Linked DNA regions of Homo sapiens: region 1 is linked to region 2. The links are chromatin contacts, found by Hi-C or POLR2A ChIA-PET in ENCODE. All regions are on one chromosome and are shown on one strand. The core of a region is the stretch at or near the end of the contact, and the rest is flanking DNA. Distances in the headings are between cores, read along the strand shown. Region 1 has its middle 10 kb from the start of BICRAL. Region 2 overlaps TRERF1 (transcriptional regulating factor 1).

Region 1 (2,812 bases), core at 274-2,773, 500 kb after region 2:
AGACGGAGCCTTGCTCATATTGCCCAGACTGGAGTGCAGTGGCGCAATCTCAGCTCACTGCAACCTCCACCTCCCAGGTTCAAGCGATTCTTCTCCCTCAGCCTCCAGAGTAGCTGGGATTACAGGCACCTGCCACCATACCCAGCTAATTTTTTGTATTTTTAGTACAGACGGGGTTTCACCATGTTGGCCAGGCTGGTCTCGAACTCCTGACCTCAGGTGATCCACCCGCCTCGGCCTCCCAAAGTGCTGGGTTTACAGGCATGAGCCACCCCACCCGGTCAGTGTTTTTGTTTTTTTCGGTCTGGAGTGCAGTGGCGCAATTTCCACTCACTGTAGCCTCCACCTCCCGAGTTCAAGTGATTCTCCTGCCTCAGCCTACCGTGTAGCTGGGATTCCAGGTGCCCGCCACCACGCCCCGCTAATTTTTGTATTTTTAGTAGAGACGGGGTTTCACCACGTTGGCCACGAACTCCTGACCTCAAGTGATCCGCCTGCCTCGGCCTTACAAAGTGCTGGGATTACAGGCGTGAGCCACCGCACCCGGCCCTCCCCTCTCTGAACAGGATTGCCTACTCTGTCCTCCGACTCCCAGAGCTTTTCACTGACACCTGGGGACTGCTGGGTCCCTCCTTCTCTCCTAGCCTGCCCAGGGCCACCCCAAGCCTGCAGTAGATTTTCATTTATCTCTGTAAGAACGTTTACAAGGACATGGAGCAAATTAGCATCACACAAATGACGATGCTGCAAATGAGCGGTGTACAGGGTTGGCGGGTGTTGCAGGCAGGTTTCCTGTCGTTGGCGCCACGTGCTGCAGAAAGAGGACCCCTCCCCCTGCGGGCCGCCGCTGCGCCCGTGCATCCGTCACAGGTACAATTCGCACCGGAACTTGCGGCCCGGCTTCATTACGTGATGCTTTTTAGCTGCTCTGGTTTCTTTTTGTTTTTTCTACTTTTCTCATTTGTTTGTGTTGTTAGGGACCGCCTAGTGAGAAATTGAGCTTCAGGCTGCGCAGATAGAAAGGCCTCTATATCTGCATCCCCACCCCTGTGGGGGTGGCGGGGGGTGGTGGGGGGGTCCTGTCTGAAGTGGTAGGGAAGGAGGGTTTTGAGGTTTTTGACTATTTGCTTGCAAGTATCTAAGTAAGAGATTTGTTTGCCCACATTTGCACTCTCTTGGCTAGCAACCCGACAAAATATTTTCTGATGGTTTTTCGTGTATGTGGTTTTTGTTTTTGAGGGAGAGAATAATTAACACCTTGGTTAAATTGTACTGAGATACAATGGCTGTTTTTAAAAATTGCTGTTAACTGAAGGGTTGAAGCTAGTATAATTCCCAGGCTCAGCCTCTTGGGAGGCTGAGTCTCCAATAGCATAGTCTTCAATAGACTATGCTGTGAATTGTAATCAGAAAAGAAAAAAAAATTAGACACGAGCAAAAGCAATTAAAGTATTTATTCTCCAATATTCGCATTTCTGCATTTGTCAGCAGCTGTGGAACTGTCACAAGATATGCTGATTTGGTTGTGGTATGTGCCTGTCTGGGGAGGGGAGGAGGAGGATGAAGGCAGACTGTAAACAAATCATTATTGTAAAGTGATCAGTGGGTAATAGAGGCGTGTATAGAGTGCATAGAGAAGGGACTCACTCATTTTAAGCAATGTTTTTCAAATGGGGTCACCTCCATTAGTGAATCATGAAGTCCTTTACCAAGTGCCTAACAGCATTTGAAAAAATAAAGACAATATAGAATGAAATACATCAAGATGCATCCTCCATAGTAGGTTTAGATATTTTTTTTTCAAAAACCTTTGTTTCAATTATATATCTACTGAATTACAATGTGAAATGTGTTTCTTGGGATTGAGTCTCAAGCAAAGATGTTTGAAAGCCACTGAGTTAGGCGACGGGAGAAGGCTTCCCAGAGGAGGTGGCATTGGAGCTGGGCCTTGAAGAATGGTGGACTTGTGCCACAGGAAAAGGGAATTCCAGGCAGATGGGAAAGGATATGTCCAAATCTGGATCTGTTTGTTCAGGGGCAGGGTATTCTCTGTAAAGGGACCACAGGGTACTAGGAGAGGACTGGCTCGAGATGTGCCTGGGGAGGCAGGTGGAGCCAATTACCGAGCCACTTGAAAGTACATATACCACTTCTCAGCTTGCCCTAGAAATTCCCATTCTCTGGTTATGGATTTGGGTTTGGGAATCTGTACTTGCAATAAACATCCCTGGGCAGTGAGGCAGTGAGGTGCTGATGAAGGTGTGACACAACCAGCTCTAGAATCTAGAAAGATGATCTTTGTAGCAATTTGGATAGGAGATCAATGGGAGGCCAAGCAATAGGCGGACCTGAATTCAGGTGATGGTAATTGGCAAAGAATTACCATTGAGGGAGGATGGTATTCGAGGGAGATTTTGGAAGTGAGTTTTGTAGGGACCAAGGGAAAGCTTCACCTCCGCCCTGTGAAAGTTTGCTGAAAATGAACTGGCAGTAGACAGATTAAGAGGAGAAAAGACATAACAATTTATTTAATATTTAACATGTATAGCATGGGGGAATAGCAGGAGAATGATTACCCAATAACCCAATGAGGTCCAGGTGCCTAAGTACCCTTCTTCACAGAAGAAGGGGAGATGGGGAGTGGAGCAATTTTTTTTTTTTTTTGAGACGGAGTCTTGCTCTGTCGCCCGGGCTGGAGTGCAATGGCACGATCTCGGCTCACTGCAACTTCTGCCTCCTGGGTTCAAGGGATTCTTCCGCCTCAGCCTCCTGAGTAGCTGGGATTACAGGCACCCGCCATCATGCCCAGCTA
Region 2 (2,700 bases), core at 38-2,537:
CATGGAGCCCAGGGGAATCAGCTGGACAGTGTGTGCCTGCTCTGGGGTATACTGGTGAGGGTCCCTGTGATAAGAAGGAGGCTGCAGGTGCATCTGTTGCTGCTGCTGCTCTTGCAAGTGCTGCATCATGGGTTGGGGCTGATAATACTGAGGTATCTGCATTGAACCCTGCCGCTGCTGCAGCTGTAGCTGCTGCGGCTGCTGCTGCTGTGGCGGCGGCTGTGGCTGTGATGGGCGAATTTGTTGCGGCTGCGTCTGTATTTCTTGCATGGAGATACGCTGTTGCCCGGCTTGCTGCTGTTGCTGCGGTGGGTAATACTGGTGCTGCTGCATCTGTTGCATGTGCTGTGACAGCATCTGTGGGGCCTGCAGTGGCTGTCCTCCCTGCACTGGCACCTGAGCCAGAGGCTGCTGGTAGTCATAATACAGGTGCCCTTGGGTAGGGTGCTGCCCGACCTGAAGAGCTGGTTTGGACAGCCCACCAGTGAAACCAGGGTGAGGCTGCTGGGGCACCTGCTGGTAGCGGGAAGGGATAGCCGGTGCTGGGGGCTCCATGGGCTTCTGAGACAGCAGCTGGCGGAGAGCACTGTCAGGGGCTCCATCCATCACTGCTGACTGAGTGTGCAGCACCTGGGCCATATTGTTGACCTGAATTCGCAGGTTTTGGTTGGCAAACACCTGGGTGAAAGAGTCCAGCTTGTGTAAGACACCGCTGGTAAGCTTCTGGGTCCGGATCTCGCTGGCCTGGGAGTAGGTGTATTGGTAGCCATCAGTGGGCTCAGCCTGGGCTGGTGCCCCCCACATCATGTTTGAGTTGGCCAGGTTTCCACGTAGCTGGACATGGTTTCCAGGCCCTGCATGACTTCCCCACCCTCCCTGCCTCGAGGTATCCATTTGGCCAAGGTTTTTGGAGCCAACAGGCAAGCCCAGACCATCCCGTGTATCTTGAGGGAAGTGGGGGGAGATTGGCGAGGCCTGAGGGGCATCCATTCCGCCCCCTGTAACTGCATTCCCATAGTTGTGGTTCAGCCCGCTGTGGACGCCAAGTGGTGGCTGTTGGTAGAAAAGGTTCTCACTACCATGGGCCACATGGTTGGTCTTGTACAGTTGCTGGTCACCCATGCTGTCTGCCTTGGTTGTGAACGTCCAGCCACAAAACCATAAAAAAGGTAAATAAAACAAACCCAAAAGGACTGAAACCCTGAGAAGCTGAGAGAAAAGTGTCAGCACTACTCCACGGCTGACATGTCTGTGAACGTGGCTGGAGCCAGGTGTTCCTGTTGGCCTGTACCACTCATGTGCAGGGCGGGGGGTTTCACATCCTCTCCCTGGCTGAGGTATAGACCACACAGCACTGTGGTGAGGAGACGTCGCTCACACCTGCAAGGCAAGATGCAAAAGACAGGAAAGGATTTATTTGGATGTTTTGTGATGAGCAATTGATATCCACCATGACCAGTGATAAAAATAAACATATAATCCCAGCTACCTGGGAGGCTGAGACATGAAGTTCATTTGAGACCAGCCTGGGCAACATAGGGAGATCCCGTCTCAAAAATGTTTTTAAATTAGCTGGGTGTGGTGGCATGCGCCTGTAGTCCCAGCTGCTCAGGAGGCTGAGGAAGGAGGATCACTTGGGACCAGAAGTTTAAGGCTGCACTGAGTTATGACTGCACCACTGCACTGCAGCCTAGGTGACAGCATAAAACCGCACCTCTCTCTCTCTCTGTGTGTGTGTATATATATATATGAAACAGGAGACTCGATTAGAAATAGCCAGTGTCATGCACTCCACACCCTTTTCACTGAGTCTGCAGATCTTAACTCTCACATGAGATGCAAACTCTCTTACTTTCAAGCCATTGTTCAATGGCTCAGTAGTTCATTGATTTGTTAATTCATTGTTTTGTTCATTGATTAATTCATCCATTCTTCTGAGACCCTGCTATTGAAAGCCCAACACTATTCTAGGACCTGTGGGAAATATAAAGAAGTTTAAGATATGCATTAATCAATTTATCTGTTCAACACATATTTATTAGACACCTATTAACTGTAAGGCACAATGCGGAGAAATGACTAAGACATAGGCCTGCTCTCAAGCATGTAGTTAGAAAAGGTGATGAGTCGCATAAATAATTACAAAGGGGAAAACGATGCATGTAATCAAAAGGTAAAAATAAGAGAAGCAGGGTGTGATGGCACGCACCTGTACCCCCACCTATCAGGAGACTGAGGCGAGGATTACTTGAGCTAAGGAGTTCAAGACTAGCCTGGGCAACACAGCAAGACCTCATCTCTTTTTTTTTTTTTTTTTTTTTTGAGATGGAGTCTCGCTCTGTTGCCCAGGCTGGAGAGCAATGATGCGATCTTGGCTCACTGCAACCTCCACCTCCTAGGTTCAAGCGATTCTCCTACCTCAGCCTCCTGAGTAGCTGGGACTACAGGTGCCCGCCGCCAAGCCCAAATTTTGTATTTTTAGTAGAGACAGGGTTTCACCGTGTTAGCCAGGATGGTCTCGATCTCCTGACCTCATGATCCGCCTGTCTCTATCAAAAATACAAAAATTAGCTGGGCGTGGTGGCAGGCGCTTGTAATCCCAGCTACTTGGGAGGCTGAGGCAGGAGATTCACTTGAACCCGGGAGGCAGAGGTTGCAGTGAGCCGAGATTGTGCCACTGCACTCCAGGCTCTGTGACAA

The links. Hi-C counts contacts between places; a loop is a spot of excess contacts on that map. ChIA-PET counts read pairs that join two places held with the same protein, here RNA polymerase II (POLR2A). Pooled maps may share reads with other maps.
Region 1: a pooled map shows a loop between it and region 2 (9-fold over the local background). The contact joins two enhancer-like sites. A Hi-C loop is called at or near these places in 3 of 50 pooled maps. POLR2A ChIA-PET finds 5 or more read pairs at or near these places in 2 of 52 experiments (HepG2 and naive thymus-derived CD4-positive, alpha-beta T cell).

What each region holds. Positions count from the first base shown.
Region 1 is chr6:42,770,433-42,773,244 of GRCh38, forward strand. It overlaps a transcript of BICRAL not described here. Among named protein-coding and RNA genes, the nearest start is that of BICRAL, 10 kb to the right of the region's middle. RefSeq lists a silencer at 347-396 and an enhancer at 867-1,066. Within about 2 kb of position 1,524, at least 18 of the 41 ENCODE cell types and tissues checked have a DNase peak (open chromatin) inside an H3K27ac peak, as active enhancers do.
Region 2 is chr6:42,268,469-42,271,168 of GRCh38, forward strand. TRERF1 (transcriptional regulating factor 1) reads right to left here. Exons shown (of 18, transcript NM_001395490.1): 5 at 1-1,380. The coding sequence starts at 1,122. Among named protein-coding and RNA genes, the nearest start is that of MRPS10, 52 kb to the left of the region's middle. RefSeq lists enhancers at 519-1,348, 1,130-1,179, 1,616-2,181 and a silencer at 940-1,009. Within about 2 kb of position 1,288, at least 5 of the 41 ENCODE cell types and tissues checked have a DNase peak (open chromatin) inside an H3K27ac peak, as active enhancers do.